7 separate regions of the Homo sapiens genome follow, and regions 2, 3, 4, 5, 6 and 7 are each linked to region 1. The links are chromatin contacts, found by Hi-C or POLR2A ChIA-PET in ENCODE. All regions are on one chromosome and are shown on one strand. The core of a region is the stretch at or near the end of the contact, and the rest is flanking DNA. Distances in the headings are between cores, read along the strand shown.

Region 1 (3,422 bases), core at 443-2,942:
CAATGCTAAATAATGTATTTTGGTTCAATTTTCCAAAAAGTGAAGCTCTGCTTATCACAATGATTGGTCCACTCTGGTCCACCCAGATACCTGGATTCCTCATTTATGTAGCAGCAGTCTACTTCGTGGGCGCTGCCTATTTTGAAGATGTTATTTTGCACTCCCTTCTGGAGCATGTGATAATACCTCTACCTTTGAGAAATACAAAAGATGTAGGTTCTCTGCAGTCGAGAATTAAATGAACGTAAATAAAATGAATAGACAAGGCAGAAGCCTCCATGTCAGCTCCCTCTGCCTTCAGATCCTTCTAAGGGATGTGGGTTCTCGGGAGGGGAAATACACAACACGATACAACAGACATTTGACGACCCTTTAGAGGCTGGTTGTGAATCTGACTACCGGAGGGCTTAAAATATGGCAGTAAGAAGAAAGGAGCTCATGGGACCCTGAAGGGAAACGAGAGCGGGGAATTTGTCTCTTTCATCCACAGTCGTTTCAAAGCATGACACTTGCGGTAACAAAATTGCATTGCGAAAGTACTAGTGTGTTATTATCTCCTCTTCAAGACAGGGACACGTAGACAGGGAATGGCCTCTTCCAATACCAACTTCCAAGTAGCACTGCTGATCCTCCACTGAACGATGGGGGAAAAGCTAGCCTGCTTCTGCGACCTTGCATGAAAATGGAGAAAATTCTTGGTTTCAAAATCTTCTCCTGGCTTGAACCGAAAGTTAAAAAGGGACTTTTCGAATTGCACATTGCGCCTGACCTTACCTACCACTAATGAATAATGGATATCGAGGAGCCGTGGAATGGAGGATCACGGCGGCGTACGGAGCACCGGGGAGGAATCGTGGGGTGCGTAGGCGCCGGAGCGCCCGGGTTCGGCCCGGACCGAAGGCTTGCGCGGTGAAGGTGTGGTGTCTGTGCTCCGGGGAAAGGGCTGTCTCCCCGGGGGACTGTTTCGCAGCGAGGCTTGTTTTGCTCGCAGCTGGGCGCTCCCTGGGGAGCGACTGAGCGCAAGGGCGGGCCGGGAGGCGCGAGGCGAGCACGATGCTCCAGGGCCCCAAGGACTCGTGTGCGTGTGCGTGTGCAAAGTGGGGCGGTGCAGGGCGTGTGCACGGCACGGGCGAGACGCGCGCCGGTGCGGGCGCCGGGCGCCGCCGGGCGCAATTACAGCATAAAGCCCGGGCGCCGCGGGGCGCTGGCCCGGAGAACCCACCGGACGCGCAGAACCGGATCGGCACCCCTCCCGCCAGCACCCTAACGCGGAGCCACAGCGCCCAGGGACCGGAGGGCAGGCGGCGGCGGTAAAGGACACCACGCAAGTCTCCACGTAACCCCCCCGAGCAGTGCAAGCTCCCAGGACTGGCGCGCGTCCCGGCCACTCGGAGCGCGCACCGCTCGCACCCCGGCGCGCTCCCCGCGCGGTGCAGGGAACCACAGCGCGGGCGGGTATTAAGGGGAAAGGAGGAGGCGTGGCCTGGCCGAGGAGCCAATGGGCCGGGAGGGGCGCGCGGGGGAGGAGCTCAGGTGCAGAGTGCCGATTGGCCAGTTCGCCCTCCGGTATGCAGATACGGTGGGAGTCACGTGCTAGGGGCCGGGACGACTTCCTGTTGGAGGCCAACGCGGGGCGGGGAAGGGGGCGCGAGCGCCCCGTCTGGCTGAAGCGGGGGGAGGGGGGTTCTTGTCAGTTAGAGCAACAAGATGGCCGCGGTGGCAGCTCCGCACCTCAGCGCGACGGCCCCGGGAGCCGTAGCCGCCGCCGCCGGCCCCGCCGCCGCGCAGTCTTGAGCGCCGCCCGGGCCGCCCCCTGACAGGGCAGTCCCAGCGCCCGCCGCGCTCCCGCCGCCGTCACCGTCGCAGTAGCCGCGGGCCCGCCCGAGCCGGAGGCGGAGGGAGCGGAGCGGCCCCGCGCCCAGCCGTCCGCAGCTGCCACCGCCGCCGCCGCCGCCGCCTAGGACCCGGACCCCGCCGGAGCCGCATCCCGCCGGGCGTGAGGAGGAGGACGCGTCGCGGCGTTGCCGGGGCCGGACCTGGACCTGCCGGGACGCGCCGCCGCCCACTCGCCCGCGCCGCCGCCGCAGCCGCCGCCGCCGCCCGCGCCGGGACCTGAGTCCGTGGCGCCGGCGCTGAGCGGGCCCCCGCCGCCCGCGCACTCCCGAGGCCCTCGGGCGGTTGTTCGTGCCGCCGCCGCCGCCAGGCCCGCGCCACCGGAGCCCCGCGGAGCCGCCGCCGCCGCCGGGGACGGAGCCCAGGTGAGCGCGGCAGTCCGCCCGCTCCTCGCCGCAGCCGCAACTTTGCCGGGAGGTTCGCGGGCCCTTTGTTCGGCCGAGCCGAGCCGGGGCGGGCGCTGGCCCCTAGCGACCCGCGTGCGGCGCCAGGCCCCGGGCCGGCCGGGTTTGAGGGGAGCGGCGGGAAGCGGCCGGGGCCGGGGCGCGTGTGTGCTAGTGTGAGACGGGGCTGTGCAGACGCCCGGTGTGCATCACAATCAAACGGGAGTGGAATGGAGGGCTGAAGATGGATGTGCCCCCTCCCTTTTAAAACTCATGCAGCGGTGAAATTCGGTCCTTTCCGGGCAGCCCCCCGCAGATTTTGCACTGGTGATGGCAGGCGCGAACCCGCCGTGTTTTGGTGCAGGAGCCCGGTGCCGTTGTTTGGGGGAAGAGAAAAACCCGGGGCGTGCTGCGGGTGGGCGGAGAAGGACCCCTGGGCGCTCTGCGGCTCTGAAATCAGGTGGATTTTCTAACGGTGCTGCGGACTGCGGAGTAATGCGTATGAGGAAAACGAGCCGTACAACATCTGTCCTGTTATCAGATAACGTAACCCGAGCGCCTGGTTGCCGCCTCTGCTTTAAGCGGTGCCTCCTTTGCACCTTTACCTTGAGGACGAGATTTAATTAATTGATTCGTAGCTATGAAAATGTGCAGATGTGGATGTGGGGGTTCCCTGCCTGTTAACCTGGGGAAGAAATAACTGGCAAGCATGTTACACGGAGCTTTGGGGATCTTAGCAAAAATGAAGGCTTGCTGCTTGGATGTTGTGCCGGGAGGTAGGGGAGGAGGAGCCGCTAGATCGTGGCTGCACCTATTGCATTCGAAGGCATTTGACGGTATTGGTGATTCTGCACGTAATTAGTGGAGTTGTCTCAAACCTTTGCCTCCGCCAAATGAAACCTCCATTTGAGTGGTCCGCTCGGTTATTTCTAGGCGTGAACTGCGGATTCTAAACTCAAAATGGTGCTCTGTAGATGTCCAACTTCAGCGTCTTTAAGGAGTTGCAAGTTGGAGCCTTCTGACTGGGTTAATCCATTGTGTAGCCGAGGTTCGGTTTTTCTCGAGTGTCTGGTGTTCACGTTGACGTACTTCGGCCAGTACAAGGTAGCCAATTTATGGTGATCGCTGTGAGAGCCTCGTACGTCC
Region 2 (3,422 bases), core at 375-2,874, 980 kb after region 1:
TTTGTTTTGTTTTTTGAGACAGAGTCTCCCTCTGTTGCCCAGGCTGGAGTGCAGTGGCACAATCTCGGCTCACTGCAACCTCTGCCTCCCAGGTTCAGGCAATTCTCCGGCTTCGGCCTCCCAAGTAGCTGGGACTACAAGCATGCACCACCACGCCCGGCCTTCCCTTTGGGTTTTGTTTGGCAGAGTCTGTTGATCTATTTCATGCCATCCCACAGGCCATCTTTGAGAAGGTGGGACTTTGGCCTCTCTCCGTCACTTCCATCTCCTGTCACCCCAACCTACCGCCCCTCCGCAGACAGGCACCCCTCAGGGCAAAAGCAGCCATGAGCCAGGGCACCTCCCTTTAGCAAACCTGCTTGGATTCCAGCCTCTGCACACCCCTTGTGCCCGGCACAACCTTCACAGCCCCAGGCAGCAGCCCCAAAGCCAGCCCTGTTGCCCTGGTCAAGTCTCTAGTGACACCAGAAAGAAAGGAGGAGAGGCAGAGAGGTTGTCCTGGTGGTAAGCAAGAAGCCCATGACATCACTGGCTCTACAGACTGCCACGGGTAAACAGCTTAGACCAGATGACTCAGGCTGAAAGCATATGAACCCTTCCTGCAGGGAGGCCGCCCGGATGCAACAGTGGTTTCACCCCTGAGCCGGGCAGCCTTGGCAGACCTTGCTTCACGTGGGCTGAAATGGCAGTGTCTCTCCTCTTTGTGGCCAGGTTTTGCCTCCTCTTTGACTCGGAAGCATCTCCTATCCTGCAAGGACAGTTTGAGCAGGGCCCCCGGGCCCTCCTTCCAAGAGGCTTCTGCAGCTGTGGACCCCCAAGAGTTTATGCCGCTGAGCTCTGCTGTCTCTCCCCACCTGCTCCCCACCTGTCTGCCCCCACACCTGCGACTCTGGCTCTCCTGGATCCTCCTGTAGACTGGTTCCTATAAGCACAAGGAGGAACATGCGAGATGCTGGGATTGGATGCTCTGGGCCTGGGGCTGGTGTTTCCTCATGCCCGGGCTATTTCCTTTTGGCCCTGGGCATGCAGTCATGTGCTTCCTTTCATGGGCGGGTTGGGGACCAGGGCCAGCGAGCAGAGACGGTCCCCAGGGCTTCTCCATCACTGGCTCTCCCCAGGAAGCAGCCTCAGCTGGCGTGCTGGGGACCGGAGCTGGCCATGAGGGAGGGGTGGACAGTGGAGGAACCGGCTGCCCAGCTCAGCAGGGATTTGTGGAGGCTGACTTGCATGGTTTCGGGTTTGCCTTGCCTGGAAGCCTGGCCAGGGGAGGCTCAGGTTTCTCGCCAGCTGGCCTTCCTCCTCCTCCTCCGTGTGAGTGACGCCCCATGGCCATGATGTCATCACCTCGTACAAACAGAAGGGAGACTGGCTTGGCGGAGCTGGCGGCTGTCCCATGCTGAGTGCAGCAGTAAATTTCATTTCAAGGCTATGATTAGGTCTGTGCCCAAGAATGTCCCCTCTCTCCTCCCCTCTCCCCAGGCCTGTTTTTCTCTCTCTGTTCCTGTCCCGCCTGCTTTTCCTCCTTGCCCTCCCCTCTGGTCCTTCCTCTCTCTCCTCTGGGGATGCTTCAGTTTCTCTGTGATATGGACCCTGTGGCCAGCAGCAGCATCAGGCCCGAGCCAGACTCTCATTACCTCCAGTTTCAAACTCAGCCTCACGTCCTCTGGAACCGGCTTCCTGAAGCCTGGGACAGGTCTGAGTCCCTGGATTCCTCCTGGGGAGGATGGGTTGGGGTGAGGGGCAGAGTTCCTGAAGGTCCTCATTCAACCTTGAGCTGGAGTGCTGGACAGCAGGAAGAGCAGGCTTGGGGGTGGCTGTGGTCACTACCACCGAGATCAGAGGCAGTGAGGCAGGAGAAAGGTGAGAAGGAGCCAAGCTTCTTGGAAAGCGATTCAGATCCTTCTCGCCATTCCCAGCTGGTTTCTGGAGATTTGAGTCTGACTCGTTAACTCACTTTTTGGCATGGCCACCCTTCCTCTCAGCCCCCAGAGGGCCCCTAGGCTCTGTGGACACCTGTGACAGCCCTGTCACCCATCACACTCTGCCTTGCCTCTTGCGTGACTGGCTACCCTGGTTCTGTCCTGGTGCTCTCCGGCCCAGGAACAAGGCTGACGGCTCGTCACCCCTCAGCGTCCCCTGCATTCACCGGCCCCTGCTTGCCTCCCCTCGAAGGTGCCACCCAGCCAGAGCCGTGTTGCTGTGGATGCCCATGAGGAAGGCTCCGATGTCTGGGCAGGTGGTGTCCCACCGCACCTGCACTGGGCTGGGCTCCCTGCTGGGGTAGAGGGTGCTCTGGGTCGCTGTCGGTGCTGCCTGTCCTGTGGGACTGTGGTTCTGACCCCTTGAAGGAGGTAGCAGAACGCCCTAGATGTGGCCTCGTTGATGAGAGAGCCCACAGTCACTCCCAGCCCCATCAGACACTGCCTGCCCCGCATTCAGCCATCCTTCCTCATTAAGACCGGCCTGGCCTCCAACCCCTGCTCACCAGGCAACAGCCAGCTGAGAGTGAGGCGATGCGCTGCAGCCCCGGGGAGGGGCCCAGCTGGGGCGGGGCGGAGATGCAGTCGTCCTAGCAACCGGCAGAGGTGGACCCCGCATTTCTGTGGCTCATCACCCTGACTTCATCCAGACTCCCTGTATTTTATCTCATAGATTTCTCATTCTGATGTCTGTCTCCCCTACTGACTGTAACCTCTTAAGGCTATAGTTCATGTATTCATTCAACTGGTATTTACTGGGCACCAGCCATGGGCTGTGCAGACGTCAGGGAAATGGATGGGGAGTGACCCCTCCTTCCTGCAGCGCAAACCATCCTTTAATATGAAAGAGACAGAGACCATTGCAAAGAGTGTGCTGGGTGCGGTGACTGTGGTGCGACCCAGGACAATGGACGGGCGCCAGCAGGGTTGGGGTGGTCTGGGGGGGCTGTCTGGGATGTCTCGAGTGGGACCTGGAGGTTGAGTCAGGGTGATCCAGGTGGAGGAGGCAGGCACTGCTTCAGACCAGGGAGCTAGCGGCGCTGGGAGGCCCACAGGCCGGAGGACACCCAGGACTCCAGGGGGTCAGGCTGGCTGAGCCAGAGCCGGGTGGGGGCAGAGCCTGGGCTGTCGGCACAGGGGGCTGAAGGTGAGTGCAGGGAGATGGAGACAGCGGCAGCTGTTGGTGGTGACTCACTGCTACTCCGATGATTGGAAACACATGTTCCCGCCGAGAGGCGCGTTTATTACTCACAGCCGAGGGTTCTTGGACGACATGGACGTCAACAGGGAGAGGGGTGGGGAGGGAGAGTGGTCGGCGGTGGGGTGGTGGGGAGGGGCTCCAGGGTCCCTTACTTGTCGCTGCTCACCGACTCTGCCCCTTAGAGTCTGCGACAGGATGCTCTGGCCATATTCCTACTTGCTACTTAAAAAAAAAAAAAAAAA
Region 3 (3,422 bases), core at 863-3,362, 870 kb before region 1:
AATGAAGCAGAAATGGAAAAAGAGGGGGAAAGCAATCGTGTGGACTCTATCCTGCAGGTCAGACAGGCAGCCCCGGAGAAGACCTGCTAGGTGCACGGCTGGCTTGTTTCTAACATCACCTGTGGTCAGCAGCGCCACCAAGAGCCACCACCAGGGGGCAGAGGTAGGGCCATGTAGTAGACGCCTGTAGTTTTCGCCTGTCCAGGACGCCTTCACCCCTGCTTCCTTTGAGAAAAGTCCCTCTCCCACTCCAAGTGGTACTGACGGGGATCACCCACACAAAAGAAACCTGGAGGCTCCCCTCCTGGGGCACCCGGCTTCTGCTCCAACCAGGTGAGCCCAATGCCTGCCTGAAGCCACTTGCGTTGTTTACAAACCTGTTTACTCCAGTTAAGCTGATTATACAATTATATCCTTTCATTCTTATGTAAACTCATGAAATATGGTAAAACAAAACAGAACTGTAGCTCCTCCATCAAAACAAAAATGTAAGTTAAATATTTCCAAGTTAATAAAACTAACAGTATGTATTGTTGAATGTGAGTGAGACAACTCAAAGACATTGTGAAGGAGGTGCGGTCATAAAAATCTCGCTCTGTCACCCAAGCTGGAGTGCAGTGGCACGGTCTTTATTTTATTTTATTTTATTTTATTTTTTGAGACGGAGTTTCTCTGTTGTTGCCCAGGCTAGAGTGCAATGGCGCAATCTCGGCTCACCGCAACCTCCACCTGCCTGGTTCAAGCAATTCTCTTGCCTCAGCCTCCCAAGTAGCTGGGATTACAGGCATGCACCACCACGCCTGGCTAATTTTTTGTAATTTTAGTAGAGACGGGGTTTCTCCATGTCGGTCAGGCTGGTCTCAAACTCCCGACCACAGGTGATCTGCCCGCCTTGGCCTCCCAAAGTGCTGGAATTACAGGGTCGAGCCACCATGCCTGGCCTCAGTGGTGCAGTCTTGGCTCACTGCACCCTCCGCCTCCTGGGTTCAAGCGATTCTCCTGCCTCAGACTCCCAAGTAGCTGGGATTACAAGTGTGTGCCACCACACCTGGCTAATTTTGTATTTTTAGTAGAGATGGAGTTTCACCAGGTTGGTCAGGCTGGTTTCGAACTCCCAACATCAAGTGATCCATCTGCCTCGGCCTCCCAAAGTGTACCTGGCCTTTTTTTTTTAATGGTTATTTCTTGGTGATATGTTAAACAAGGGGTGGATTATTCATGCCTCCCCTTTTTAGACCATGTAGGGTAACTTCCTGACGTTGCCACGGCATTTGTAAACTGTCATGGCGCTGGTGGGCGTGTACCAGTGAGGGCAACCAGAGGTCACTCTCATAGCCATCTTGGTTTTGGAGGATTTTGGCCGTCTTCTTTACTGCAGCCTGTTTGATCAGCAAGGTCTTTATGAGCTGTATGACCTAGCAATGCATCCAAGTAGGTCTCAGCTTTATTTTACCCAGCCCCTATTCAAGATGGAGTTGCTCTGGTTCAAACGCCTCTGAGACAAGGTCCAGCAATTCTTCCTTGGTTGTGGGATTAGACTCAGAGCAAGATTCCTGTTCGTTGCTTCCTGTGCCCACAGACAGTGAACTGTCGGGAATCTACCAGGTCTTTTGGAGCAATAGGCTTTTCAGGGGGTATCCCAATAGGCCAGGACGGCCTGCATCTTCACGTAGCCCCTCTGCTCTTGAGCTTTCTCCTTCCTGCCACCTGGGGTGGTGGAAAGGGCATTGGGTTTGGAGCAGAAATGACTTAGGTGTGAACCCAGCTCTGCCACTTCCTGGCCGGCTGTGCTTGGAAAAGTAACCAAGCATCTCCGGAGCGCCCCACTTCTCATCTACAAGACAGGAGTGGTCTTTGCACTTAATTCAGAGGGTTGCATGAGGAGTAGAGAGATAATGCTTTCACGGCTCCAGGAACCCAGCGGGCTTTCAAGAAATGGGATGTTCCTTCTGATTCCCTCGCTCCAGGGCCCTCCCCTCTGGCCCAGGCTCTAGTCCCCATTAATCACACCGCGCGGGCTGCGACCCCTTTAAGTCCGGCTTGGATGACCCAGATCCAAAGTCATCGACTCTCTAGCTGCTATCTCTATGGTAAGTTATCACTTCCGGCCGGAAGTTGCTGACGGAGCTACTTCCGCCCAGGGGAGTGGGAAGTAAGTGGAGACACGTGCTTTGGCCTGTTGGAGGGGAAACCCGCTCTCGCCTCCTGGTGGTCGCCGACTCGCAGTCCGCAGGATGACTCAGGGCAGCCCTGACCACAGTTCCGCCGCCATCGGCCCTAGCCTGCGGAATTGGGCTCGCCCCGGGACGATAACAGAGCTCTGCCGGGGGCTGGAGGCACTGACCGGGTGACCAGAGACCCAGAGACCAGACCCCCTCCACGGCGCCCGGGATTTCGGGGACGGCTTCTCCCATCGCAAGTAGGGCTTGGACGGGAGGCGACAAAAGAGAACTTGGTCCGCACACAGCCACCGAAATTGGAATGAGGAGCTGTAGGGAGGCCCCGTAGCCAGCAGAAAAGCATTGGGGTCCCTGGCTGGGTTAGCCCAGGTTTCTAGGAGTGTGGTAAGCGTCGAATGACTTTTGTCCTTTTAAAGCACATTATGTTACTTTTTCCCCCAAGGTTTCAACAGAAAATGAGAAATATCCCCCGACGATTGGCTGAAAACATGCAGCAACCACTATTTTCTTCCTGCCCCTCGTTGATGAGAGCATTCGAAGTGACCTCAGCAGGGCATCCAGGTATGTCAAGCATGGTGACAAAGTGTTCAGGTCAGACGGTCTGGGGAAAGGCTCCTGTGTTGTTGAGCCTGCCAAGTTGTGGGTGCAGCATGGTACCAGGCAGCCCAACCCTGACCTAAAGTAAATTCCCGGAAGAAGTCTTTCCTGGGTTTTGAATTTGCAGTAACAGGTGTGAGCATTCTAGCAGCAGTTTGATGATCATGTATGATACTGCAAACAGGACCTACGTTTAAAGAAAATGGTTGTAGTTAGTATCAGAGAGCCCTTGCTTTTCAAAACTTCATAAACAATGTTACTGTCATGTCTTTCATTCAATAAACATTTGTTGATACATTGGCCTGACATCATGTTAAATGTTACGGATACAGAGATGAAGAAAACAGTCATGGCCCTTGTTCTCTGGGAACTACAACCCAGTTAGGGAGACAAGGTTAAATGATCACACTTAAGAGGGCATAATTCAGCCAGGTGCAGTGGCTCATGCCTGTAATCCCAGCACTTTGGGAGGCCGAGGCGGGTGGATCACCTGATGTCAGGAGTTCGAGACCAGTCTGGCCAACATGATGAAACCCCATTTCTACTAAAAATACAAAAAATTAGCTGGGCATGGTGGCATGTGCCTGTAATCCCAGCTACTCAGGAGGCTGAGGCAGGAGAATCGCTTGAACCCAGGAGGTGGAG
Region 4 (3,422 bases), core at 480-2,979, 820 kb before region 1:
TCTTGCCTCACTGCAACCTCTGCCCAGGTTCAAGTGATTCTCCTGCCTCAGCCTCCCAAGTAGCTGGGATTACAGGCATCTGGCACCACACCCGGCTACTTTTTGTATTTTTAGTGGAGACGAGGTCTCACCGTGTTGACCAGGATGGTCTCAAACTCCTGACCTCAGGTGATCCACCCACCTAGGTCTCCCAGACTGTTGGGATTACAGGCGTGAGCCACCGCAACGGCGTTAAAGCGTCTTTTGAAGGTGGATGTGATTTTTTTTTTTTTTTTTGGGACGGAGTCTCGCTCTGTCGACCAGGCTGGGGTGCAGTGGCGCGATCTCGGCTCACTGCAAGCTCTGCCTCCAGGGTTCACGCCATTCTCCTGCCTCAGACTCCCAAGTAGCTGGGACTACAGGCGCCCGCCACCACGCCCGGCTAATCTGTTGTATTTTTAGTAGAGACAGGGATTTCACCGTGTTAGCCAGGATGGTCTCGATCTCCTGACCTCGTGATCCGCCCACCTCGGCCTCCCAAAGTGCTGAGATTACAGGCGTGAGCCACCGCGCCCGGCCGGTGGATGTGATTTCTACAAACAAGCAAAAGCCAGTCAGACTGAATGTAGTGAATAATGTAGGTGACCCAGCTGGAAGATGATGGTTTGACGTGGAACACAAGGGGTGATGAGGCCATGAATGATTTGCTTGTGTGTCTGGTAAACTGGCTTTGATGGAAATTCCTAAACAGGTCCAAAAACGTTCTGTCCAATGGCAGCATGAAATGTACAGCCACTCAGGGTGACTAATGTGAACGGAACAACAGTGACTTTGACAGTGAAATTGCATGTTGGTTATAAAACCAGCTTTGCTGTGTGGGTGGGCATGCGAGGTGCCCCTTTCTAGTCATGAGCTCCTCTTAAGGACCCCAAAATGTCTCAGTGGTACCGGATTGAAAATTGGGGCTGGACGGTGCTCTCCTGCTGAAATTCGGGAGCTACTTAGCAGCCCCACCTTGGCACCCTCGTTTCCGAGGGGCAGGCCCTGGGCGCGCGTCTCAGTTTCAAGCCCGCGGCCCGACACTAGAGCCGTCTGGATGTGTTGACAAGGATGCCGCTGGGCTCCACCCGGGCTCACCCGGGCCCTCCCGAGCCCTGGGCCGCGCAGCACCGGCGTCCGCCTCCTCCCCATTACTCGGCGAGAATGCGGTCGGGGCACTGGCGCGAGCAGCCTGGTGCTCCTGAACAGTCAACAAGAAATGAGGAAGCACGGGGGCAGCCGCCAGGGCGACCAGAGGCAGGCCTCAGAGCAGCAGCCATACGGGAGGGCCCCGGTGGTTTTGACCTCCCGCAAACTTCCCTTTTCCCGCTCAGCCGAACCCCTCCCCTGCACGCCGGCAGCCCCTTGGGGCTTCACTCCGCCTCCGCCCGCTACTCGCGAAGCCCAGCCCGGCCCCGCCCCCAACAAGTGACGCAAAACTGGGAGGGGCCACGAGGACCTCGGGCACATCCAGCAGTGCGACGGGGCCGGCGCCTTCTCCGAGCTCCTCCCACGCTCGCGGGTCGGAGCTCGCGCCTGCGCAGTTCGGGCCCCGGGTGTCCTCCCCCCTCCCCTTTCTTAGCAACCATCGCCCGCTCCCGCCCCCGCTCCCTCGGCCGCGGCCGCGCACGCGCGCCCCTCCCGGCGCCCGGCCCCGCCCACCCCGTCACCCGTAACAACCACAAGTGCCGTCGCCGCGCCCCTTCCCCCTCCCGCCTCCCCGGCCCCCTCCCCGGAACCGGCGGTCGAGCTACGGTCGCGGAGCAGTGGAACCGAGACTGCCCCGCGGAGCCGCCGGTATGAGCGCCCCTCGCCACCCCGTGTCCCAGGCCCGGCCTTTCTGACAAGAGGTAGGCGCGTCGTCGCGGCGGGTCCGAGTGCGCCCTCGCCCCGGTCCCGGTCTCCGTGGAGTCCGGCGCCTCTCGGGCGGGCCCCCCGGAACTCCCGGCCGCCCGCTTGCTGAGCCTGTCCCTCCCCAGCCCCGGCTGCCATCGGCCCGGCACCCGAAACGGGCCGTGCCCCCGCCCCCCTGCTCGCCCTCCGCCCCCCTGCTCGCCCCTCGCCGCCCCTCGCCCCCCTCCCCCGCCCCCACCCCCACCTCGCCAGGCTTCCAGTTCCCGGGAGCCGCTTTTTGCTGAGAGCGGAGTTTCGGGTCCGGAGCCAGTGCCCGCCCCTCTCTCCCGTCGGTCGGGGCTTTGGCCCCGTGGGGCTCAGCCGCGCGGGACCCCTGCTGAGCAGCCCCGGGCGCCGGCCGCCCCTCGAGCCTGCTCGGGATGCGTTCAGTGGGTCTGGCCTTTGGCTCCTGTTTAAACAGCGATTGTCATGCAATGGAGGCCGTCCGGCTCCTGGATGCCACTTGGTCGTTGTCACTCCGGATGCCCGCGTAGGGCGTTTATCTGGACCAGAGCATCGGCAGCTGAGACCTGGCTGTGGTTCACAAGCTCGTGAATTAGCAGGTTCTTAAGTGAGTGTAGCCAGTTCTGCCAGGCGGTGGAATCCTGAATGGATGTTACCGTTTCTTAAACGAGCATTACGCTTTTTTGCTTCTTCCCCCAACTCTTGTTTGTACCCGGTTATCGTCCTCATATCTGGGAGAGTACCCTAAAATTAATATTCCCAATTAAATTTTTAAAAGATGATTGGATTCCCACTGTGCACCAACACTGTAAGGTTTGCAAAAGAAAAAGAACGTGGTCCCAGCACATCAGGATGTGTCAGTCGCATAATCAAGATGAATATTAGAAAAGCTTCAAGTTGAGTTTGGAGAACTTGGGAGTTTGGCTCTCATTCTCATGGTTTTAGAGGTGGAAGTCTTTCAAGATCATCTCCCCGAAAACCTCATTTTACAGAGATGAAACTGAGTCCTAGGGAAGTCAAATGGCTTACTCGTGGTCACCCAGAGTCATTCCTTAGCCGTTTTCACACTGTCAGATGGCGATGTTTTCCACCATGACCTCTCCTCTGAGAGGTATGCCAGACATACCAGAGAAAGTTCCAAACCTGTTTAAACCTTAGTACTATAGATGGGAATTCTATACCAGGCGCCGTGACTCATGACTATAATCCTAGCACTTTGGGAGGCTGAAGTGGGCAGATCCCTTGAGCCCAGGAGTTTGAGACCAGCCTGGGCAACATGGGGAAACCTTCTACAAAAAATATATATGGTGGTGCGTGCCTGTGGTCCCAGCTACTTGGGAGGCTGAGGCAGGAGGATCACTTGAGCTTAGAAGGTGGAGGCTGCAGTGAGTGGAGATTGTGCCACTGTGTTCCACCTTGGGCAACAGAGAGACACCCTGTCTCAAAAAAAAAAAAAAAAAAAAAGGAATCTTGGAAGTTTCTGAAATAAAATACATCTTGGTAATTTGTCTCTCTCTTTTTTTTTTAACAGCTAGACTTCGGGCTCC
Region 5 (3,422 bases), core at 657-3,156, 790 kb after region 1:
CACTGCAAAGATAAAATTTAAACCTCAGTTACTTCTTCCTCAACTCCTCCAAAAAAATATTCAGGATTCTCTTTTCTAAAATTCTGAGGTATACAAAATACATGTATATTCTTCTCTGAACCTCCTCTATTCCTCACCATGTAGACTAATGAAATTACGCAACACCTGCAAGATTTTATTACAAAGGCCACTTTCCCACAAGGAGACCCGAGCTCCAAGACCCACAGTGACAGTGCGGCGACCGAGTTTCCTACTTCCTCTGTCTTCCTAGGGTAAAAGTATCACTACATGGTAACCTGAGATTCTCTTACTTTCCATCTGAAAGAGCCTAACACTTTTAGAATGCCGACTCTCCCATTTTCTAGCTGCTCTTCACATATTGATTTACTCATCAGAGTAATAATTTGAAAGGCCAGGTGTGATGGCTCGTGCCTATAATCTCAGCACTTTGGAAGGCCGAGGTGAGAGGATCACTTGAGCCCAGGAGTTCAAGACTAGCCTAGACAACATAAACAGACTCCGTCTCTACAGAAAACTAAAAAATTAGCTGGCTGTGGTGGTGCGTGCCTGTAGTCTCAGCTACTTCAGAGGGCGAGGCAGGTGATGACCATCTGGGCTCAGGAGGTCAAGGCTGCAGTGAGCTGTCATCACCCCACTGCACTCCAGTCTTCGTGACAGAGTCAGACTCTGTCTCAAAAATAATAATAATAAAAGTGTACACTGATTTATTAAAAAAAGATTTGACTCTTTACCATGTGTTCATTCTAAATGATGTCTGTTGAACTGTGCCAAGCACTATGTTAGCCAAGAGCTAGACCTACAAAGGTCAAGAAAACAAAGTATCTCCCTCTTCAAAACACAAGAGTTCATTGGAGGACACAGGTAATGGCAGCGCCAAAAAAAAAAAAAAAAAAAAAAAAAGAAAAAACTACATGGCATGCTAAGGATCAGGCTCTGAAGGCCCAGAGTATGCCAGGCTCGTAGAGTAAGAATAGAAAAAGTCCCTGGGAGGGGTGGGAAGATAGTGGCACAGGTATACTAACGAGGGGAGTGACTTTTAAGAAAATGCACACTCTCAGCAGCATTCTCTGGTATTTAGGAAGAGATCTGGGGAGACTCAAATACTGCACTGCGGTCCCAATCTTGAAGGATCTAGAGGTCAACATCTGCGGGGAGGAGGCACTGTCTGGGAGAGGCAGGACATTTTTAGAGAATACTATTCAGTGATTTTAGCATGTTCACAAAGTTATGCAACCACCACCACTATCTAATTCTAGAACATTTTCATCATCCCCAAAAGAAAACCCCATACCCCATAGGAGTCACCCCCATTCCCGCATCCCCAAACCCCTGACAACCACTAATCTACTTTCTGCCTCTACAGATTTGCCTAATACATGGCCTTGTGTGACTGGTTTCTTTCACCTGGCACAATGTTTTCTATGTTCAGCCATGTTGCAGCATGTGTCAGAACTTCATTCCTTTTTATGACTAAAGAATCTTCCCTTGTAGGGACAGACTTCATCTTCTTTACCCACTCATGAGCTGATGGCATCTGGTTGTTTCCACTTTGGGGTTCTTATGAAAACTGCTGCTATAAGCACGTAAAATTTTGTGTTGTATAGGATCTTTAAAACTATATCTATGTTCCACTTTGATTAAAATAAATTTCACAGTATTTTTGGCCCTTGAGCCCCTATGCTCGGGTCCACTCTCACACTGTGGAGTGTACTTTCATTTTCAATAAATCTCTGTTTTTGTTGCTTCATTCAAAAAAACAAAATAAAATAAATTTCACAATATTTTCTACTTTTCTGAACCCTACCCATTATTCAAAGTCCAGCTCTGCAGCCTCCTCCCATCACATGGCTCTCTCACTGTCCGCCACTGCACCCCACACACCGGAAACAAACTAAAGATGCTGACCCACATTTGTGGTAAGTTTCACCTCTAAACATTCTCTGATTCTGAGAGCTACGAGTCCTATCATCAAAAATGAAAACTCTATGGAACCAGCTTGGCGTGGTTTTACTGGATCACTGAGTAGTCATGCCAGGTGTCCCGTCAGCTGGTGTAAGTATTGATCATCCTGCTGTGTGATTAACAAATAGTTTCAACACAGTCCTGGGTCAAAGGAAAATGTTTACACATCCAACAGGCCCAGGTTACTGTAGGGGACAACAATGCCTAGGTTATCAGGAAAGCTCACTGTTTAACTGGATTCAAGGAATAAATTATAAGCACCAGCCATTTAATGATAAATACAATTGATCTTTCTAGTACTTTTATTACTTGAGAGAATACAGGAGAATTGTCTGAAGAAGGGGGTAAGGGAGATTATTCAATTAATTCATTGGGTTTTCTGTATACTTCTAAACCAAATTCAGTTAGGAATTTTTACCAAAAAATTCCAGCCTTAATTCAAGGATGTTTATGAAAGCAAAGTTCTCTGATCAAATAAGAGTAAGTAAAAACGGGTGGGCGGGAGGAGTGTGCTTGCTTTTGTCCCTTGTTGCTTTGGAGATCTACTTTGATACAGGAGCACTGCAGATCCCCTTCCTGTTTCCTTTGCTCTCCTGCCTTACTAATTATATATCACCCCTTCCTTGCAAAACCACAAGACCAAATGTTACAAGTTACAAAATTGGTGTACTCCACCCATCCTTTACTCAGCTGACACAGAGCAAACTGAACCAGCGCGGTCCTGCCACAGCCCTGAAGACGGAACCATCACATGACAGAGGAGCTTGCGAGAAGGGCCCAACACACCCACATACTGTGTGAGGCAGAGCAAAGGTGGCAGCAGTAAGACCACCAAGGTCAGCCAGTCCAAACTTCTTGATACCTGTTATTGATTTAAAAACAAACTAGGCCAGGCATAGTGGCTCAGACCTGTAATCCCAGCACTTTGGGAGGCCAAGGTGGGAGGATCACTTGAGCCCAAAAGTCTGAGACCAGCCAGCACTTTGGGAGGCGAAGGCAGGCAGATCACCTGTGGTCAGGAGTTCAAGACCAGCCTGGTCAACATGGCGAAACCCCGTCTCCACTAAAAATATAAAAATTAGCCAGGCATGGTGGTAGGCACCTGTAATCCCAGCTACTCGGGAGGCTGAGACAGGAGAATTGCTTGAACCCAGGAGTCAGAGGTTGCAGTGAGCAGAGATTGTGCCATTGCACCCCAGTCTGGGTGACAGATTGAGACTCCATCCCCCCTACAAAAAAAAATTTAAAAATTAGCCAAGTTTGGTGGGTGTGCCTGTGGTCCCAGCTACTCAGGAGATTGAGGTGGGAGGATTGCTTGAGCCCACAGGTCAAGGCTGCAGTAAGCTATGATCATGCCATTATATTCCAGCCTGGGTGACAAATTGAGATCCCTGTCTCAAAAAAATAATAATAACAAATAAAAATAAAAAAATAAAAAA
Region 6 (3,422 bases), core at 486-2,985, 770 kb before region 1:
GTGTATGCCACCGTGCCCAGCTAATTTTTGTATTTTTGGTAGAAATGGGGTTTCGACATGTTGGTCAGGATGGTCTCAAACTCCTGGCATCAAATGATCTGCCTGCCTTGGCCTCCCTAAGTGCTGGGATTACAGACGTGAGCCACTGCACCCGGCCTTATTCTTATTACCCTATATCCTATGACTTCCAGTTCACATGCACCATGGGCTACTGGAATTTTTTTTTTTTTTTTTTGGAGACAGGGTCTTACTCTTACTCTGTTACCCAGGCTGGAGTGCAGTGGTGCAATCACAGGTCACTGCAGCCTGCACCTCCTGGGCTCAGGTGGTCCTCCCATGTCAGCCTCCTGAGTAGCTAGAACTACAGGCATGTACCACCACACCTGGCTAATTTTTATATTTTTTGTAGAGATGGGGTTATGCTATGTTGCCTAGGCTGGTCTCAAACTCCTGGGCTCAAGTGATCTGCACGCCTGGGCCTCTGGATCGCTTAGGTTTTAATATGAATTCTGCAACATCTTTAGTTTGGTAATCTTTGTGGATTGCTACAGAGTAAATTAAATTATTTACAAAGAATAATATTGAATAATTTAATTATTCACAAGGAATAATCTTGAAAGATCTCATGTGTTCTTTACTCATCTTCCCCCAGTGATAACGTCTTGCAGAACTGTGTGCACCAGCACAGTCAGGATGCTGCCGTGCGCATAGTCGAGACGCAGAGTGCTTCCCAGGCATCTCTCTCATGGCCCTTTTACAGCCACACCTGCTTCGCTCCTGTCCCCACCCCTTCCTTAGCCCCGGCAACCACTCTTCTGTTTTCGGTTTCTCTAGTTTTGTCTTTTCAAGAGTGTTATGGACAGGGAATCATACCGTATGTAACTGCTGAGGCTTTTTTTTTTTTTTAGCTTAGCATAATTCTCCCACGATTCATCCAGTTCCTCACCTGGATCAATAGTTCATTCTTTTTTTTTGCTGAGTAGTGTTCCGTGGTGTGGCTGCAGCGCAGTCCATTTAGCCTCACTCAGGAAGGACATCTCGGAGTTGTTTCCAGTTTCTATTATGAGTAACGCTGCTATGAATGTTTGTATATGGGGTTTTGTGCGAACATAAGCTCTCATTGCTCTGGGATAAATGCCCAGGAGTGCATTTGTTGGGTTGTATACCGTTGCATGTTTAGGTTTTAAGAAGATACCTGTTTTCTGGAGTGGTTGCACCATTTTACATTCCTGCCAATGATGTGGAAGGGATTCAGTTCTTCCACATCCCAACCAGCACTGTGTTTTATTTTAGCCATTCTGATAGTTGTATAGTGATACTCCTTTGTGATTTTAATTTGCATTTCCCTAATGGCCCTTTTCTCTAATGAACATCTCTCGTGTGCTTATTTGCCATCTGTGTGTCCTCTCAGGTGAGATATCACTTCCTGTCTCTTGCACATTTTCTAATTGGACTTTTTAAAACTCTTGAGTTGTTTTTTTTTTTTAATCATGGTAAAAGCACATGAAATTTACCATCTTAACCATTTTTAAATTTCAATTGTGTGTCAAAAGACAAAATTACAAAAAAATTTAGTGTATGGATCTTAATTGGCTTTTTTGATTCCAGAATCAGGCAACACCTCATTCTATAAAACAGAATTCTGTGAAATAGAATGAGTGTTCTCATGAGCTGAGCAGGGGAAGCTGGCTTTGTAGACAGAAAAGGGGTGAGGGAAACAGACACAGAGAACAGAGAGCAGATGGGTGGTTTCAGAGTGACTTCCCTTGTAAAGGTTAACGCAGAGGGGACTTCCTTACCACGCTGGCCCAAACTGGCCCATTTGGGGGATTTGCTGTTCTCTTTCTCCTGACTTCTTGCAAAGTCAGATAAACAACTTACTTTTGGCTTGGTGGTATGGAGGTTACCAAGAGGGACTCCATTTTGGTTTGGTCTGCTGGGCCTGGTGCAGGAGCTCAGTCCAAACCAGTGTTCTCCTGGCTCACTGTATTTATGTTGAGTTTTAAGAATTTTTTATGTATTCTAGGCACTAGTCCTTTGTCAGATACATGGTTTGTAAATCCCTCCTCCCATTTTGTAGTTTGTTTTTTCATTCTCTTAACAGGGGTTTTGTTTTGTTTTGTTTTGAGATGGAATCTCACTCTGTCGCCCAGGCTGGAGTGCAGTGGCGCGATCTCGGCTCACTGCAAGCTCCGCTTTCTGGGTTCACGCCATTCTCCTGCCTCAGCCTCCTGAGTAGCTGGAACTACAGGCGCCCGCCACCACGCCCGGCTAATTTTTTGTATCTTTAGTAGAGACGGGGTTTCACCGTGTTAGCCTGGATGGTCTCAATCTCCTGACCTCATGATCTGCCCACCTCAGACTCCCAAAGTGCTGAGATTACAAGCGTGAGCCACCGCGCCCGGCCTTAACAGGGTCTTTCGCTGAGCAAATGTTTTTAACTTTGAGGAAGTTCATTTTATATATTTTTTCTCCTGTGGATTGTGATTTTGTTGTCACATCTAAGAATTCTTTGCCTAGCCCAGGATCCCAAAGATTTTCTATTTTTTTTCCCTAAAAGTTTTAGTTTTGTGTTTTACATTTAAGTCGCTGATCTTTGAGTTAATTTTTATACAAGGTGTGAGGTTTAGATCAAGATTCATTGTTATTATTGTTTCAGCCTATGGATGTGTAATTGCTCCAGTAACATGTTGAAAAGACTGGCGTGCTTTCTTTCCCTCATTGCTTTTACATCTCTGTTGAAAATCAGTCGGTGTTCCCTGACAGGTGCAGATACTAAAAAATAAATCAGTTGGGTGTATTTGTTTGAGTCTATTTCTGGGTTCTGTATTTTGTCCCATAGATCTGTATGTCAGTTACCCCTCTCCTAATACTAGATGGTCTTGATTACTGTAGTTATAGAGTAAGCCTTAATACCGGGGTGACTGATTCTTCCCAGTTTATTCATCTTTTTCAAAATCGTTTTAGTTGTTCTAGTTCCTTTGTCTTTCCATATAAATTTTAAAACAATCTTGTCTATAATTACCACAAAGTCTTGCTGGGGTTTTGTTAGGAATGATGTTACTTATGGGGAGAATTGAGATCTTTACTAGGTTGAATCTTCCGATCCATGGACATGGAGTGTCTTTTTCTTCTTTAATGAAAGCTTCAGATGTGAAGACAGTTGTGGCGCTGCCTGTTGCCGTGCACCGAGAGGTGCTGTTCCAGGGAGAACACAGTCAGCGGCAGGACATCAGGTTGTGTCTTTGCTCACTTCTGCTTTCTTGGTTTTTAAATTTATAGGCCTATGAAAGGAGGTTCCCTACATGTCCTTTGATTCCGATGTTCGTGGGCAGTGACACTGTGAATGAATTCAAGAGCGAAGATGGGGCTATTCATGTCATTGAAAGGCGCTGCAAGCTGGATGTAGATGCACCCAGACT
Region 7 (3,422 bases), core at 584-3,083, 680 kb before region 1:
CGCTGGACTTTGGGAATCCCAGGCATTAGGCTCGTGGCAGTGTCATCATGGCTAGGCTGGGGGCAGTGTCATCATGGTGCTTGCTGGCCAAGTCAGGACACGGCCTAAGCCGGAATCTGCTGGTGCTGGTACAAGCGGTGAGTGGGCGTGTGGGTGGGGGTTGCGGTTAGGGTGTGGACATCCCAGAATCCAGGACGCTGTTCACAATTCGTCCATACTCCCTGCTCCCCTCCCTTACAGCACTTCCCTCCCGAGGCCTCCTGAGCCTCTAACCCCCAGATAAGGAAAGGGGTGGACTCAGTTGAAGTCCAGTGTCCACTCCGGTCCAATCAGCTCTACCTGGGGTGAGGGGAAACTCCTCTGGCTGGGCTGCTCCCTCTGCAGGGCTGTGGCTGGACAGATTACTCAAGAAAGGAAGCAGGTGGGCCGGAACGAACCCACGGTGCCACATAGGCCTCCGTTCTCATGCATATAAGTTTCCCACACTCAGGCAGGAAATGAAAATGCTTCTTGGACCCCCAAGGAGAGTAAAGGAGAGGGGAAGAGGAGGAGGATTTTTCGGGGCTGTTAGTGACACTTTCAGCCTCCTGTGCATTTTTGGGAGGGCTGCAGGAGAAGGCAATGCTGCGCCCCTACCCAGAACTAGCGAGCGCTTCCCAACTGGCCTCCCGCCTTCCTCTCGTCCTCTACGGCCTCCATTGGCAGCTGTGCAAGGGCCCGGCCCTGCCTCTGTCTCTCCACACTCGCTGTGATACCTCAGGCCTCCCAGGCTCCGCCACGCCCTTCCCTCTTTCGGGAACAGCTGCCTTCCATCACCTTGGCTGCCTGGCTAATTCCTGCTCATTCCTTAAAACCCTGTTTTGATTTCGCCTCAATAAAACTCTGACACCACCCTCCAGTCATAATTAGTCACTTCTTCCTCTGTACGTTGGAAACACCGCTTTATCGTGGAGACTTTAAGGATATCCAAGTAGAGAGAATTCTTCCGTGCAAGTTTTGCATCCTCTCACCACTGCCTGCGTTACCCGAGTTGTAAAGGGCGGCTCCCTGTGTCTGCCCCGCTGCACCGATACACCGAGCTGCGCACGGTGCCCAGCGCAGGGAGAACAAATGATCATCTGTCCAACGCGCCCATTTACAGGTGAGGAAACTAAGGCTCCAACTCAATCGACGCACTCTGCCCTTTTGATTACCAGAAAAGTAGCAGGACAGGTGTCCTGTCCCGCCCTACCCCGGCCCACTAAGCCGGCACCCCGGCTCCGACCCCCGGCTGTGCCCGGCGCCGCCGCGGTGCCCGGCGCCGCCGCCTCGCCCGGCGGGGCCGCCCGGAGCGCCCGCACCTCCGCCCGCTTCCACCTGGCCGGGCCCGCCCCGCCCGGACTCGGGACTGGGAAGTGCGGCGACTCCCGGAACCAGCCATTGGCGCCAGCGCGGGGAGCTGGGGGTGCAGAGCTGCGGGCGCGGCGGGCCACGCAGGCGGCCCCCACCCCCGGCCTGGCCTGGTCTGGTCTGGTCTGCGCTGCCGCGCGGGGGCGCCCCCTCCCAGGCCCGGCGCCCGCCAGCCCCGCTCCGCCAGGTGCAGCGCAGCGCAGGGGTGGGCGGGGGTGGGGCTCGGCGCGCACGTTCACGGGGCGGGGAGGGGGCGGGTCAGGGGCGGGACCACAGCCGGCTGGGCCGGGGTTCTATGCGCATCTCCGGGGAGGGGCGGGGCGGGGGCGGGGCCGGGGCGGGGCCCGGTCGGTGCACTCCAGACGGCGGGCCGCCCCCTCTTCCCGCCTTCCTACTACCGGCCCAGGATTAGCGCCCTGGGAGCGCGCGCCCCGCTGCCTCGCCGCCACACTTTCCTGGGAGCGGCGGCCACGGAGGCACCATGAAGAAGTCTTACTCAGGTGGGCTTCGCGCCCGGGGTGGGGAGGGGTCGGTGTCCCGGGACCAGCGCTGCTCACCTGAGTGCCTGCGGCCGGGAGTGGCGAGGCGCCCCCGGAGCTGAGCGAGTCCCCGCGGCGGGCACACTGCAGGTCGAGTTCCTCCCAGGACAGGGCCGCTGTCGGGCCGCTTTCGACCTGAGCCGACCGTCCCCTGCGCTGTCTCCAGCCCTTGCTCGAGTGTCGGAGGGGCTGCCCTGGGGGACGCTCCCTCTTCCTCGCCCCTTGCACCCTCGCAGGAATCGCTGACTTTCCAGGTCGGCCGGGTGCTTTGGGTCCCTGTGCGTCTGTGTGGGTGAATGGGGTCGGGGCTAGGTGGAGGGGTGTCCTTGGGTTCAGCCTCTAGGGCTGGTGGTCCAGGCCGCAGCATCCTTTCTTCGGATTCTCTTCGGTTTCTCCTCTACTTAGTGGGGCACGGGACGGCCTCCAGATGGGACCGTCCAGCAGCGCCCAAACTTGGCGACTCGGGTTCACGTTTTGCGCTCAGGACGCCGCCCGCGGCTGACATCCTCACTCCACCCTAGCAGGGCCCGCCTTAAGTAGGCGAAGGGGGCCTGACTTGGGCCTCACCATGAGCCGGTTCAGGAGCTTTCATTTCATAAGAGGCTCCCGCTCTGGCACTCTGAAGTTCCATTTCACAGATGGGCACACCGAGGCCACAAGGGCAGGTTAAGAGAAATCCAGATCTTCATTATTTGTCTTTTCCTTCCTTTTTTTTTTCCTTTGTGGTTTTCTCCAAAGGATCCAGGCAGGCAGGATCCTTTGTCCTCCTCAGTCCTCAAATTATAAATAGCGTCTCCTCTTCTAAATCTAGAAACCGTTTGTTTAATGTCCCTCCTTTAATTCATTCAGATAGAAAGGTACCTGCCAAGGATCCATGAATTAATTTTTATTGATAGGAGAACAGAATCATGGGCCTTAGTTGGAGGTGAAGGAGTCATCGGGGCCATCCCCCTGCCTTTGGGCCATTGTCGGTTTCCTCTGGCTTTCCATATTTAGGAACCAAAATGAGTGATAAAGTACCTTGTCTCAAAGAGGATTACTCAGAACTTCCCCGAAAATACCCTTCTGGGTCAGTAGCTTAGAATTTCAACTTTCACCCGGTTGTTGCGAACAAGATGGCCCTCTACGCACCCGGAGCACAGCTCTGTCAGGAGCGTGGGTGGGTTGGTGTGCTGGTGGGCGGGAGCGGGCTTCCAGGTGGCACATGCTTGGTTTTGGCACCGGGGCTTCCTCCCCAACATGCTCCAAATACTTGAGATTGTTGTGGGGATCGCGCGGTGCATGGCCCTTTCCAGGGGATCTCTAGCCCGCCCAGGGAGGGCCCTTTGCCCTTGGTTTCTTACACTTTACCTCCCACTGGTGGGTCCAGACAGTGGGGGTGACCGGGGTCCTCCCAGGTCGTGGGTCCTGGGTTTTTTCTGCGGAGACCCTCCTGCACAGATGCCGGAAGGGCCCTGAGGCAGGCTTGGAGTCTCTGCACCTGCGGCTTACTGG

Evidence for each region. Hi-C counts contacts between places; a loop is a spot of excess contacts on that map. ChIA-PET counts read pairs that join two places held with the same protein, here RNA polymerase II (POLR2A). Pooled maps may share reads with other maps.
Region 2: a map of endothelial cell of umbilical vein shows a loop between it and region 1 (11-fold over the local background). The contact joins the enhancer-like site here to the promoter of TNRC6C in region 1. A Hi-C loop is called at or near these places in 1 of 168 maps with a recorded cell type or tissue (endothelial cell of umbilical vein). POLR2A ChIA-PET finds 5 or more read pairs at or near these places in 2 of 52 experiments (activated CD4-positive, alpha-beta T cell and activated T-cell).
Region 3: a loop to region 1 is called in a pooled map, with 8 times the contacts of the local background. The contact joins the promoter of SNHG20 here to the promoter of TNRC6C in region 1. A Hi-C loop is called at or near these places in 1 of 37 single-sample maps with no recorded cell type and 10 of 50 pooled maps. POLR2A ChIA-PET finds 5 or more read pairs at or near these places in 7 of 52 experiments (AG04450, CD4-positive, alpha-beta T cell, CD8-positive, alpha-beta memory T cell and 4 more).
Region 4: a loop to region 1 is called in a pooled map, with 30 times the contacts of the local background. The contact joins the promoter of SEC14L1 here to the promoter of TNRC6C in region 1. A Hi-C loop is called at or near these places in 3 of 37 single-sample maps with no recorded cell type and 10 of 50 pooled maps. POLR2A ChIA-PET finds 5 or more read pairs at or near these places in 9 of 52 experiments (CD4-positive, alpha-beta T cell, CD4-positive, alpha-beta memory T cell, Caco-2 and 6 more).
Region 5: a pooled map shows a loop between it and region 1 (5-fold over the local background). The contact joins the enhancer-like site here to the promoter of TNRC6C in region 1. A Hi-C loop is called at or near these places in 4 of 50 pooled maps. POLR2A ChIA-PET finds 5 or more read pairs at or near these places in 3 of 52 experiments (B cell, Caco-2 and activated B cell).
Region 6: a loop to region 1 is called in a map with no recorded cell type, with 17 times the contacts of the local background. The contact joins the enhancer-like site here to the promoter of TNRC6C in region 1. A Hi-C loop is called at or near these places in 1 of 168 maps with a recorded cell type or tissue (HepG2), 1 of 37 single-sample maps with no recorded cell type and 1 of 50 pooled maps. POLR2A ChIA-PET finds 5 or more read pairs at or near these places in 3 of 52 experiments (CD4-positive, alpha-beta T cell, GM12878 and activated T-cell).
Region 7: a loop to region 1 is called in a map of CD4-positive, alpha-beta T cell, with 4 times the contacts of the local background. The contact joins the promoter of SEPTIN9 here to the promoter of TNRC6C in region 1. A Hi-C loop is called at or near these places in 1 of 168 maps with a recorded cell type or tissue (CD4-positive, alpha-beta T cell), 2 of 37 single-sample maps with no recorded cell type and 8 of 50 pooled maps. POLR2A ChIA-PET finds 5 or more read pairs at or near these places in 7 of 52 experiments (A549, Caco-2, HepG2 and 4 more).

Annotation. Positions count from the first base shown.
Region 1 is chr17:77,957,011-77,960,432 of GRCh38, forward strand. TNRC6C (trinucleotide repeat containing adaptor 6C) reads left to right here and starts at 1,693. Exons shown (of 23, transcript NM_001142640.2): 1 at 1,693-2,258. RefSeq lists silencers at 1,308-1,357, 1,378-1,837 and enhancers at 1,510-2,069, 2,070-2,628.
Region 2 is chr17:78,933,016-78,936,437 of GRCh38, forward strand. No RefSeq gene overlaps it. Among named protein-coding and RNA genes, the nearest start is that of TIMP2, 9.3 kb to the left of the region's middle. Within about 2 kb of position 1,625, at least 35 of the 41 ENCODE cell types and tissues checked have a DNase peak (open chromatin) inside an H3K27ac peak, as active enhancers do; they include endothelial cell of umbilical vein, where a contact is called at or near this core.
Region 3 is chr17:77,086,531-77,089,952 of GRCh38, forward strand. It overlaps SNHG20 (small nucleolar RNA host gene 20), which reads left to right and starts at 2,113. Exons shown (of 3, transcript NR_027058.1): 1 at 2,113-2,419; 2 at 2,623-2,741. MIR6516 (microRNA 6516) reads left to right here and starts at 2,887; the gene lies at 2,887-2,967. It also overlaps a transcript of SEC14L1 not described here and SCARNA16. RefSeq lists enhancers at 1,519-2,718, 1,985-2,294, 2,215-3,149, 2,485-2,594.
Region 4 is chr17:77,139,240-77,142,661 of GRCh38, forward strand. SEC14L1 (SEC14 like lipid binding 1) reads left to right here and starts at 1,730. Exons shown (of 17, transcript NM_001143998.2): 1 at 1,730-1,868; 2 at 3,407-3,422. LOC105371901 (a long non-coding RNA gene) reads right to left here and starts at 2,200. Exons shown (of 5, transcript XR_934988.3): 1 at 2,117-2,200. RefSeq lists silencers at 1,014-1,223, 1,374-1,583, 1,594-2,043, 2,208-2,502.
Region 5 is chr17:78,746,250-78,749,671 of GRCh38, forward strand. The region is part of intron 1 of CYTH1 (cytohesin 1); the gene reads right to left. Among named protein-coding and RNA genes, the nearest start is that of CYTH1, 34 kb to the right of the region's middle. RefSeq lists enhancers at 2,665-2,724, 2,785-2,854. Within about 2 kb of position 1,907, at least 29 of the 41 ENCODE cell types and tissues checked have a DNase peak (open chromatin) inside an H3K27ac peak, as active enhancers do; they include B cell, where a contact is called at or near this core.
Region 6 is chr17:77,187,521-77,190,942 of GRCh38, forward strand. SEC14L1 (SEC14 like lipid binding 1) reads left to right here. Exons shown (of 17, transcript NM_001143998.2): 4 at 3,283-3,422. Among named protein-coding and RNA genes, the nearest start is that of SEC14L1, 48 kb to the left of the region's middle. Within about 2 kb of position 1,736, at least 5 of the 41 ENCODE cell types and tissues checked have a DNase peak (open chromatin) inside an H3K27ac peak, as active enhancers do; they include GM12878, where a contact is called at or near this core.
Region 7 is chr17:77,279,666-77,283,087 of GRCh38, forward strand. It overlaps SEPTIN9 (septin 9), which reads left to right and starts at 1,834. Exons shown (of 12, transcript NM_001113491.2): 1 at 1,834-1,889. The coding sequence starts at 1,871. SEPTIN9-DT (SEPTIN9 divergent transcript) reads right to left here and starts at 2,232. Exons shown (of 3, transcript NR_136503.1): 1 at 1,947-2,232. RefSeq lists an enhancer at 1-563 and a silencer at 2,165-2,328.